Regions from separate parts of the Homo sapiens genome. Here region 1 is linked to region 2. The links are chromatin contacts, found by Hi-C or POLR2A ChIA-PET in ENCODE. All regions are on one chromosome and are shown on one strand. Each heading gives the region's core, a stretch centred on a gene start or an enhancer-like site at or near the end of the contact. The rest is flanking DNA. Distances are from core to core; before and after follow the strand shown. Region 1 has its middle 63 kb from the start of ACSL3. Region 2 holds the start of MOGAT1 (monoacylglycerol O-acyltransferase 1).

Evidence for each region. A loop is a pair of places that touch in the nucleus more often than their neighbours do. ChIA-PET counts read pairs that join two places held with the same protein, here RNA polymerase II (POLR2A).
Region 1: a loop to region 2 is called in a map of HepG2, with 6 times the contacts of the local background. The contact joins the enhancer-like site here to the promoter of MOGAT1 in region 2. A Hi-C loop is called at or near these places in 1 of 168 maps with a recorded cell type or tissue (HepG2). POLR2A ChIA-PET finds 5 or more read pairs at or near these places in 1 of 52 experiments (HepG2).

What each region holds. Positions count from the first base shown.
Region 1 is chr2:222,794,781-222,800,392 of GRCh38, reverse strand. No RefSeq gene overlaps it. Among named protein-coding and RNA genes, the nearest start is that of ACSL3, 63 kb to the left of the region's middle. RefSeq lists enhancers at 3,985-4,907, 4,908-5,612. Within about 2 kb of position 3,397, at least 10 of the 41 ENCODE cell types and tissues checked have a DNase peak (open chromatin) inside an H3K27ac peak, as active enhancers do.
Region 2 is chr2:222,668,365-222,674,276 of GRCh38, reverse strand. It overlaps MOGAT1 (monoacylglycerol O-acyltransferase 1), which reads right to left and starts at 2,619. Exons shown (of 6, transcript NM_058165.3): 1 at 2,398-2,619. The coding sequence starts at 2,491. LOC124907985 (a long non-coding RNA gene) reads right to left here. Exons shown (of 2, transcript XR_007088095.1): 2 at 3,275-3,641.

The DNA.
Region 1 (5,612 bases), core at 2,148-4,647, 130 kb before region 2:
CGGTAGAGACAAGGACCTGGAATCTCCTTCCTCCATGTGCCCAGGCGCCCAGTGGGGGATAGGGAGACCAGTGAGGGAATCCCTGCTTGGGCTTCCAGGGGCCAAGTGCTGCTTGTGGAAGAAGCTCTGCATTGGGGAGAGGGGGGTCCTCAGTACTTTGGAACTGACTAGCCACTTAATTCCCATTCATTTGAGTGCACGTAGGAAGCCCAAGGAGCAGTTTTGAAGGGGACAGGTATCAAAACCCTACACTGACATCCACGTGACCATCTTCTCTCTTTCTCTCTCTCTCTCTGAGACAGAGTCTTGCTCTGTTGCTCAGGCTGGAGTGCAGTGGCATGATCACAACTCACTGCAGCCTCAATCTCCTGGGCTCAAGAGGTCCCACCTCAGCCTCCCAAGTAGCTGGGACTACAGGTGCACACCATCACGACTGACTAATTTTTGTATTTTTTTGTAGAGATAGGGTTGTGCCATGTTGCCCAGACTGTACTAATGTCTTTAATGGTGTTTAACATCACTCCTGCTAAATCGATGGCTTTAAGACTGTTTCTTATAGTCCCTTGTCTTCCCCTGAAGAGTTTATGTAGCACACATCTTCCACAGAGCAAGGATACAATGAACGTTTGTCTGTATGTCTTGCCTTCTTTCAGGAAGAGAACAGTCACGCCTCATGATCAGCTGAGTGTGTGAGTTAAGCAGCAGAATCATGAAGACATTCCTGTCCTGCTGGAGTTGACTGCCTGTGTGTAGAGTTGCACTTTACCCCTCTACTCCTTTTCCATCACCTCCCCTTCCTATCCACAACTCTCACCATGAAAACAGTGCAGAGGCGAATTTCCAGACTGGACGCTTCCAAGCCAGCTTACCTGTACCCTTAACAGATGTGCCAGTTGGGAAACTATTTCGTGTTTCTCCTTAAACAAACTCCTTAATCCTTCCTTAAGCAATGAAAACAACTGATTTCTCTTAGTCAACACAATAAAAACCTTCAGAAAGTAATTACAAAATTGCTTGCAGGTAACAACCTATAAGACCTATAAGAAATGTCCTCTTTGTGTTAAGAACGCAATCTCTTTGGTATAGTGATATGATCTCCAAAATTACATTTGCAACATCAGGCAATGAAACAAAGGAACATCTTAATAAATTAATCCTAAAATAACTTCGTTATAGCAGAATGTTATCTGAATTTGGAAATGGGAAATCCTGAAGTATATGGCAGAAAAGAATTTGTCTATGAACAGCAATTTGCCAACAAGATCAGGAGGGAACTAAACTCAAAGATATGTTGTCAATGTGCACAGTGTCCATGCCTAGAACTTGGTAAAATTGCTCCCTTTAAGGTACTGGCTACAATTGAATGTGAACCTAGAATGAATGTCAGTAGGTTTCGTTAGGCCATGGGGCCCATCCTGCCTGACACCCAAATCTCACCTCACGCTGAGGTTCCTGGGATTGGGATTGAGTCCAGAAACAATTGTGCATCTCTAAGAGATTCCCACTGTACAACCAAGTGGCTTCCTGCTGAAGTATTCTCCAATCAAGTGGTGGGTCAGTTCTGAAAGGAGCTGACCTGTCATGTTAAGGGGAATGCTGGTTCAAAGAGCTACACCTGGGCTGCACCTCCACCTTCAGAGCTGCAGACACCTGGGCCACACCTACACCTTTACAGCCTCATACTTATCTCAAGGCTCCCCATAACCCAGGAAAAGTAAGCAGAGGTAGCTAAAAGACTGGATCACCTGTCAACACAGTTGGGTCATCTCTCAGTGCATCAACTAAAGGGTATTTTCTGGGCAGTATATAAACTTGGATTTTAGAATACCAATCCACTGCATTCTTTAAATATTGTCTAGAAAATTGGAAAAATAAGACTGGGTGCGGTGGCTCATGCCTATAATCCCAGCACTTTGGGAGGCCGAGGAGGGTGGATCACTTAAGATCAGGAGTTTCAGATTAGCTTGGCCAATATGGTGAAACCTTGTCTCTACCAAAAATACAAAAATTAGCTGGGTGTGGTGGCACATGCCTGTTGTCCCAGCTACTTGGGAGGATGAGGCAGAAGAATCCCTTGAACCTGGAAGGCAGAGGTTACAGTGAGCCAAGATTACGCCACTGCACTCCAGCCTGGGTGACAGACCAAGACTCTGTCTCAAAAAAAGAAAAAGAAAATTAGAATAATAAAAAAGAAAAGGAGGAATTATTTTTCTGAGTGCCACTCAGAAATAGGAAGTTGATTGTGTTTTAGTCACTGGAGTTAAAATAAGTCATTAATCATCCTCTTCCCCTGTCTTTTAAGAATCATCATTACGGTCATGTGTCACCTAATGAGGATACATTCTGAGAAATGTGTCATTAGGCAATTTCGTTGTTATTTGAATGTCATAGATGTACTCATACAAACCTAGATAGTATAGCCTACTACACACTTAGGCTGTATAGTACAGCCTGTTGTTCTATAAATCCTATATAACATGTGACTGGACTGAATACCATGGGCGATTAAAACACAATGGTAAGCATTTGTGTATCTAAACATAGAAAAGGTACAGTAAAAATACAATATAAAATTTTTTTAAATGGAACATCTATTTAGGGCAGCTCCATTATAATCTTACGGGACCACATTGTATATAGATGCAGTTCATCTTTGAGCAAAACATCATGATTTGACACATGATTTACTTTAAAGCAAGTAAATGACTGATATAGTAATAGGCAGAAAGTTGGTCATTGAATGGCTAGAGCTTTTCCTAAAAAAAAAAAAAAAAAAAAATACAAGGCCAAGAACTGGCTTTTAAATTTTTCAAATACTTTCTTTCAGAAACAATAATAGGGCAATTCTTTGCCAAAGGCAGACGGCATCAAGTTCAAAAGGAATAAAGACTTAATGGCTATGCCCCCTAGAGTCAAAGAAGATAAGCTGCAGGAAAGATTATTTTGGGGGAGGAGGAAGTTTAGGGGAAAGATAGTGACCCTTTTACATTTATTATGGTAGCATTATCTTCAGCAAATAAATGTCATCTGCATTTATTTGCTGAGGGTTCAGAGACCCTGGCAGCAGTCACAGAAATCCGTTCTAACAAGATTAAACATTCTCAAAAATAATTTCTCAAGTGTGGAACCTAGGCGGTCTTCCCCTTAACATTAGGTATAGGTTCTGCTTGTCGGGCTCCTGTTTTTCATCTTTTACTGTAGGAAAAAAATTCCAAAATTTCTTTGACACATGAAGAGCAGATTTGAAAAGCTGCAGTTCATCTGAAGTGTTTTAGGTACAGCAGAGGAGGCACCCTGGGGCCTGATTATTGGGTATTGTGGGAGCAGCTCATCGTCTCTCTGGCTCAGCAGGCTCACACCACTGCCTGTCAGTGCCCAGGATGACAACTCACTGCAAAGAGCCAAGGGCCCCCTCCTGGGAACAGTCAGCTCCCGGAGGCTTGGGTCTGTTTCTTCTGCAGCTGGACATTCACATCCAGTACAGTGTTTACAACAGAGATAGCACTCAATAAATATTTGTTGAGTGATGAACAAATGTATGCATGTCAGCTCTTGGGCAGCAGCCTGGAATCACTTCTGAGGTTTTTGGTTCAGGATCTATACTGACTTTTCCAGGATGTCCTTTGATCGCTGGGTGTTGACTTCTGCAGTGCAAATGTGGTAAATGAGTCCTTCCTCAGAGCAATTCTCAGGCATGAGGAGGTACAGCAGGCCGCTGTGAGGAAGTTTTAGCTGTGAACATCATGCCTTTCTGTTCCTGGGACTGGCCACAGTTCCAAGAAACATCTTAGGCAGTTTTCCAACATGGCGAGGTTGATGTCTTCACTGTCATTTCATTTATGGTGCAAAAGAAAAGTAGCCAGGACATCACCCTGAGACTGAGACCTTTGGAGCCACAGAGGGATATTTTCTGGAGACAGGAAGGCTCTCTAGAGTCATTGTCAAAAGGCAGTTTGTTATTATAAGTTCTTGTCAAAGATTGCCTAGAATTTGTACGTTATACATAACCCAGAAAAGAAAACACAACATCCAGTTTGTATCAAACAAAGGGCAGCTAAAAACTGGCTTTTCATTTGTCAGAGTGCTAAGTATCCTGTGGATTTATCCTCAGAACAAAGTTCTGCTTATACTGCAAATATTTATTCTAGTAACAATGAGTACAGCAGGATATAGGGCCGTAGAATAGTTTGCACAGTGGAACTTTATTTGAAGAAGTGGGGCATGTCCAGGTAAAGTTTGCATATGATAGCAGATTTTCCAATCACGTATTTCCCTTTCCCTCTGGACAAGGTGACATTTGGGGGGAAGTGTGGTAAAATTTGGGACAGGCAAGGTTGCCTTTTAATCTTTAATGAAGGTGCCTTGAAAATGGCCTAATTCTGGTTGCTTGTAGGTATCACTGACTGACAGGTTTACAGAATGTCCCACAGATATACTATGCCCCTGACAGCCCAGGAGACAGGGATGTTCCTAAGCCCCAAATATCAAGAGTGAAGGCTGCTCTTTGGATACGTGCTAATGCAATCCTAAAACAGGGGGAAAAGAAAAAGGAAAAGAAGAAAAGGGGGAATGTGGAAGCAAGAAAAAATAAAATTAGCTGGGCGTGGTGGCGTGTGCCTGTAATCCCAGCTACTTGGGAGACTGAGGCAGGAGAATCTCTTGAACCTGGGAGGCAGAGGTTGCAGTGAGATGAGATTGCACCACTGCACTCCAGCCTGGGTGAAAAAGTGAGACTCTGTCTCAAAAAACAAAAACAGACAAAAATAAAAAACATAAGAAAGAGAAAGAATGAGGAGCACTTAGAAAAGGAAGCGGAGTTCATTAGTTCATTGGGGAGGGGAATAAAGGCTTATGGAGGAAAGTGTCAGCAGCTGAGGTCCAAATAGCACAAAAAAAGAATTTGGCAGGGAAAGGGGGCACTCAGACAGCATTGTGTTTGGTGTTTGGGTACTTTGTAATGGAAAAGCAGGCTGTAGCCTGAGGCCCAAGATCAGGTCAGGCTAGGGAACAAAGGCAGCATGTAATGGGTATGGTGAGTCAGCATGAACCCAAATCTAGATTGACAGTAGAGGTCAAATTCAGGGAAGAAGGCAAATGACCCCAAAGACCCAGATATGTCTTCTGGAAAAAGACAGCTTGGTCCAATGCAAAGACCCAGATGCAGAAACATTGCAATAGTGTCAAACGTGAGCCAGCATGGACAGCAAAGACGATCCCCTGCTACCGCAGTCTGAGTCTGTTCAGAGAGGAGACAGTGGCCAAACTGACTTGATCCCAAACCAGCCTCTGTCGTGGCAGGCACAGTCATTGAGTTGTGAATATGATGGAAAACACTCAAAGACTCACCAAAGTAGAGAAATATGGGGATCTCCAGCAGATAACTCCTGGCAAGGTAGAAGAGAGGCAAAATAATGTTGAGTAAGACAGACGTGTCCCTGCTCCACCATATGCCAGCTGCGTGGGCTTGTCCAGTTCCCTTCTCCTCTCCAATCCTCTCCTTCTTTACCTGAAAAACGTGATCATTTGGGGGCTCATCTTTGGCCAGCATGCACTGGAACAACAGCCACCGTGCTTGTTTATAGCTGGTGTTCAATCTGACTAGTCAGTGCTCA
Region 2 (5,912 bases), core at 1,370-3,869:
ATGCTCCTGCTAACACTAATGTCAAATGTGTGAAACAAAAACATTGAGGTGAATTGGATCTAGAACCACTGTAGTTTGATTCAAATTAGACACAGGTCATTGAGCATCTGCCATGTCCTCGTCACTAATCCACTCACATGCGGTCACATGTGTCTCGACTTTCCACTACTGGGCCATGTGATCTTGAGTAACTCACTTTATCTCCTAGTTCCTTCATTGGTAAAATGAGGGTAACGGGTAGTCCTCCCTCACCAGGTTGCTGTGAGGATTACATGAGTTAATACTCTAGGGATCTGGTGGGTGCATAATTCCTATTCTGGGTGATAGACCAGAAACAGCCATTCAACAAGTATTTGTGTATATCTCAAGTATTTGTGTATATCTCAAGTATTCGTGTATATCTTCCATGGGCCAGACATATACTGTGTGTTTCCTCACTAAGCTTGTAGACTAAGACAGCCATAGAGAACTTTCTGAAGTCACCACAGCCATACACAGATACAAGCAATGATAAGTGCCATGAAAGAAAAGAACAGTGGCTATCAGAGATGTGTTGAATGATCGGTTAGGAAGTCGGACTCCAAGTTCAGGCCATTTAAGAGAGCAGTTTAGTGGTTAAAGCAGACACTTTGGGCAGAATACTTGGGTTTGAAACCAGCTCTACCACGTCCTGCTAGCTGCATCGCCTTGAGCAATTTACTTCATCTCTTAGTTCCCTCATCTGTACCAGGAGTGTAGGAATAGTCCTTACCTCACAGGGATGTTGTGAAGATTGCTAGTTAATCGTGGATGTTGCTTAGAACAGCACCTGGCACATACCAAGCGCTAGATAAGGTCGTGTGTTGTTATCTCCATGGTGCTTTGATCCAGAGCAACCCTGCCTCACGGTGTAGTCTGTGAGGACTTAATGAGTTAACACTTTGAATTACATTTTTTTTTTTTTTTGGTAAATTCTACCTAGCAGCACAGGAGAGTCACTCGGAGAGTTCTTAAGAGGAAAAAGGAAAAAAAAAAAGGTGTACAGACTTCATTCTGAAACAAATGACTTAGAAATTCCAGGGATGAGCCGGGCGCGGTGGCTCACGCCTGTAATCCCAGCACTTTGGGAGGCTGAGACAGGCGGATCACCTGAGATTGGGAGTTCGAGACCACCCTGACCAACATGGAGAAACCCCGTCTCTACTAAAAAGACAAAATTAGCCAGATGTGGTGGCACATGCCTGTAACCCCAGCTACTCGGCAGGCTGAGGCAGAAGAATTACTTGAACCCGGGAGGCGGAGGTTGTGGTGAGCCGAGATGGCGCCACTGCACTCCAGCGTGGGCAACAAGAGTGAAACTCCGTCTCAAAGATAATAATAATAATAATAATAATAATAATAATAATAAACAAATTCCAGGATGGAGCCTGGGCATCTGCACTTTTTAGAAGCTTCTCCAGTGATTCTCATCTAGAGCCAGGGTTGAGAACCACTGATTCAGGCTTTCGAAATGTAAAAGCAGTTTTAAAAGTGTAAAACTCTCCAATGCAATGGGCTTATTACTATTATTACCACCCCAACGCTGTACAATCCATGATCTTACAGCATACACATGATCTTAGTCTTCAGAAGAGTTTATGTTTCAATAGAAGGGTCTCCCCCAAATTCCTCCCTCCTCCCACATCACCCCTATTTACTTCAAGAGCAGAACAAATATGAAGGAAAAAACAAAAAACAAAAAGAAAAACCACCCACGTTTTTGCCCCATCTAATGATTCGGCTCGTGTATGTTTCATGGGCTCAACTTGGGAACCAACTGGAACACACACGCTACTGAGTCAAACTATTTCCAGAGAGAAACCGCTCAACCAAATGCAATGAGTGGTGCAGCCTTCTTTACAGAAAGGTACTGCTATGCATCCAGGAAATCTCCAAAACGGGAAAGGGAACACTGCTCTTTGTCAGGAGGGTGGGGAGACAAAGAGGGAGAAGGAACAAGGTTTTAACTACTGAGGCATTACTTTGCCATCTATGAATCAACAGTTCGAGAAACGAGTTTGCCAACTTTTGAGGGGTTAAAGTGCTCATGCGTTCGATGGGGTCATGGTTACATTTTGGTAGATACAGTCGCCAAAAGTCATCGAGCTGTATCCGTATAACTGCGCCTTTTATTGTAGGCAAGGTGCACCTCAATTTAAAAAAGTAACGCAGGAGAAAATAAAATTAAACAGTCGTTAGCGATGAGGTTCTCGTGAGGAAACCAGAGTCCACGTTAGCTCCAAATGCCCTCTTTGACCTGCCTGCTCTGGCCGACAGGGGAACGAGGGTTGGAAGGTTCTATGCAGGTCCTGGAATCCGGACCGTCCCGAGGGAGGATATGGAGCCCAAGCCCCGCGGCCCGGGGGGCGGGGTCCTTACCGAGCAGCAGGTATTTCAGGACCCACTGCAGCACGGCCACCGTCTGCAGCCGCCGCGCCAGCTGGATGTTGAGCGGTGCAAACTCTACCTTCATGGCCTGGCCGGGCGAGGACGGCGCCAGCCACTGCAGCCTGCACCCACGCTGCTCTGCGGCGCCTGTGGGAAGTGCCCGGCCGGATCCGGGCCCCGCGCTGGGCACTGGCTGGGCGGAGAGGAAAAGGCAGAGGCTAGGCAGCGAGCGGGGACCCAACTGCGCCCTGGGTGGGAGGGCGCGCTGGGCTGAGGCTGGGGGCAGCCAATCACAAGCGCCGGGCGCCAGAGCTGGCCCAGCGCCCTGGCCCCGGAGCAGCTACAGCGGCCCGGGCGCATTGGCTGGCGCGCCGGGCGTTGGCGAGAGTGCGCCGCGTGGGACACGAGGGACGGGGAGAGGGGTCAACTGGCAGCCAGCCCGAGCCGGGCAGCGCGGGCTCCTGCCGCCTGGCTGAGGACCTGGGATCTCCACCAGGATCTGACCATTGTTCAGCTGATCGATCACCCAGCGCTTGCCTTCAGCATCCCACCCCTTCATTCGAACCCTCGGTGATTGGGGAAGGGTTAGTTTGAGGAATCGCACACCAGCTGGAGAGATGAGCGAGACTTGTTTCTTAGTTTATTGATCTGTGTCCCCCCGCAACCTCCAATTTCCCCGCGGATGGGGAAGGGGACCTGGCTTCCTCACTCTTGGGTCCTCAGTTCCCTACAGGAGCTCCGGGAATCTTTCACCCATTCATTCATTCAACCCACATTTATTGAGCACTTGCCACTTGCTGAGCACCATCCGGGCGCTTGGATAACCAAGCTGTCAAGCGCATCCGTGTGAAGAGACCACCAACAGGCATTGTGTGAGCAACAAGGCTGTTTATTCACTTAGGTGCAAGTCAGCTGAGTCCGAAAAAGAGTCAGCGAAGGGAGATGGGGAAGGGGTTGCTTTATAGGAGTTGTCTAGGTAATGGAAAATTACAGTAGAAGGTGGTTATCTATTGTTAGCAGAGGAAGGGGTCACAAGGTACAGGGTGGGGAGATCATAAGACTCATTGTCCAGAAGAAGAATGTCACAAAGTCGATTGATCGGCTAAGGTAGGGCAGGGACAAGTCACAATGGTAAAATGTTGTAATGTTGGTTAATCAGTTAAGGCAGGAACTGGCTGTTTTACTTCTTTGCGTTTTTTTTGGCTGCTCCAGGCTTCTTGGCTCCTGCAGGCCACCTGGATGTGTACATGCAGGTCACAGAGGTTATAATGGCTGAGCTTTGGCTCAGAGGCCTGACACAAGCTATTCATTGTCTTGTTCTCAGAGTACAGGGGGAAACAGACATAAGCAAAACAACTACACAATTTGGTGTATAATTACAAGTAAGACCCTACTGTGAATGACTAGAAGATTCCAAAACCAAGACTGCTGCACGGTCAGGGAAGTGTCTGAAGAAGTGCCCTTACTTGAGCTGTAGCCAAATCTAGTTAACCCAGGAGTCATCCGGGCAAAGGGAAGCACATATGCAAAGGTCCTGTGGCTGAACTCCAAGAAGAGCTCAAAGAGTGAGAGCTTGGGGGACAAGGGTGAGATTGGGGTGACATCAGGCAAAAATGGTGGGCAAGGTCCAGACCCTTGCAGACTGAGTTAGGGTTCAAGTTTGAACCCCAAGAGCAGTACAAGACACTGAAGGGTTTCAATTACGATGTGCTAAATGGATGGCTAGATTCTAAATAGTGCCTAGTCCTTGGGAGCAACCACTGCACTTTATTTATAAATATTAATTACCACATAGTTGAAAAACTCAAAATGATGAGCAGCTGTCAAGTCATTGCTGAAGAGGACTTGGAACAGGGCAAAACAATATAGTTGGCCCTCCTTTCTCCCCCATCCTATGCCCTTTTCTCCTTCAACATTTTAATACAAAGGGAGTTGGATTAAAACAAATACCAGGGCCACTTGGAGGAGTTGTTTGTGATTTTTTGTATGCAAAACTTGTTTGGGTTTCTTTTTCCTCCTACTTAAGGAGTCACTTTCTTCTTTCCTTTTAGATTTCTTCCTTGAATCTTCCCCCAGTGCTAGGTGGGGACACTACGAACACACCCTATGTCAGGCACTCTGCAGAGACCTCACAGGCGTAATCTCAAAAACCCTACAAAGTACGCATTCACTTCAACTTTGCAGCTGAGGAAATTAGGGCTTAAAGTCACACAGCTGGTAAATGGCAGAATAGAGAAGATTCAAATTTCTATAAAACCTGGAGAGGCGAGTCATCCCTTCATCAACTGAACCAAACATAGAACAAACATTTATGGAGTGCCTGCATTGCCTTGGGCATTGTCCTTGGTACTGATGACACAAACGTGAATTAAGATGAGGTCTCTGTGCCTTTGAGAATTTACACACATTTACTTATTGACTATTTGTGGAAAGCTTTCTATGTATTAGGCACTGGGTAGGGAAAGGAGATGAGTTACAATGGTGAATAAGAAAAGTCTTTGTCCTGCTGCAGCTCACAGTCTAGTGGGAGAAACAGAAAATACCTACCTATGTAGACAACCAAATGTGTGACAGTGCCCTGAAGGAAACACATAGGCTGATACAGAATAATGGGCACCTATTTAGAACAGATTGGAGGTAGCAAGAGTGGAAGTAGGCATATCCCCTAAGAAGGCTATTGTAGGATGATTGTAGAGGATGTGGAAGCTTGGGAAAATATAGACTTGAGATATGCATGGGACATATAAATGGTAGGACTCTTTGATTCATTGGATTTCGAATCTGTCGGTAAAGAAGAGCAAAACACCGAGAACTCCTGATCCTGATCACTTGGAGTTTGCTTGCTTAGTAATGTATTTGTTACTTTCCCAGAACACTAAGCTGATAGATAAGAACTGTCATATCCTGTCACAGCCATCACAGCCAACTGAAACAAAGCATGGACTCACCAGCACTCAGTCAATGCAACAGTCCATCACCATTTTAATCAACAATTAAATTATTTGCTCATCCTTTTGACATTCAACATGTATTTATTTGTTTACATATTGTGTGCCAAGTTACTTGAGTTAAGTGATCACTGGATTTACATAGTGGGAAAGTTTTAATTCATCAAGCTATTCAAAACAATTCTAAATGAACCTAAGATTCCAGAGCCTAACTGCTATACTAGGCTGTTTCTCAAATAATATAAGGAAGAAAGGGAGTGTTGTCACAACAGAGGAACAAGTCATTGAAGGGTAAGTAGAAGAGTGCTGATGACTGAACCTGTCATTTGGGTTGAGGTGTAGTTATCCATTCAGTCAACAAATATTTTAGCAAATGATTAAAGAAAAATACATTTGGCAGAAGTGTCAGCTTTGTTCCTATGGGCCTGGAATTGGCTAAATATGAGTGAATAATACATATATATGTTTACAATAATTCAATGAAAATGTACCAAGCACCACAGCTGTGGCAAGTCCTGGGGAAGGAACCAACACAGTCCCTTTGAAGATCTGGGATTC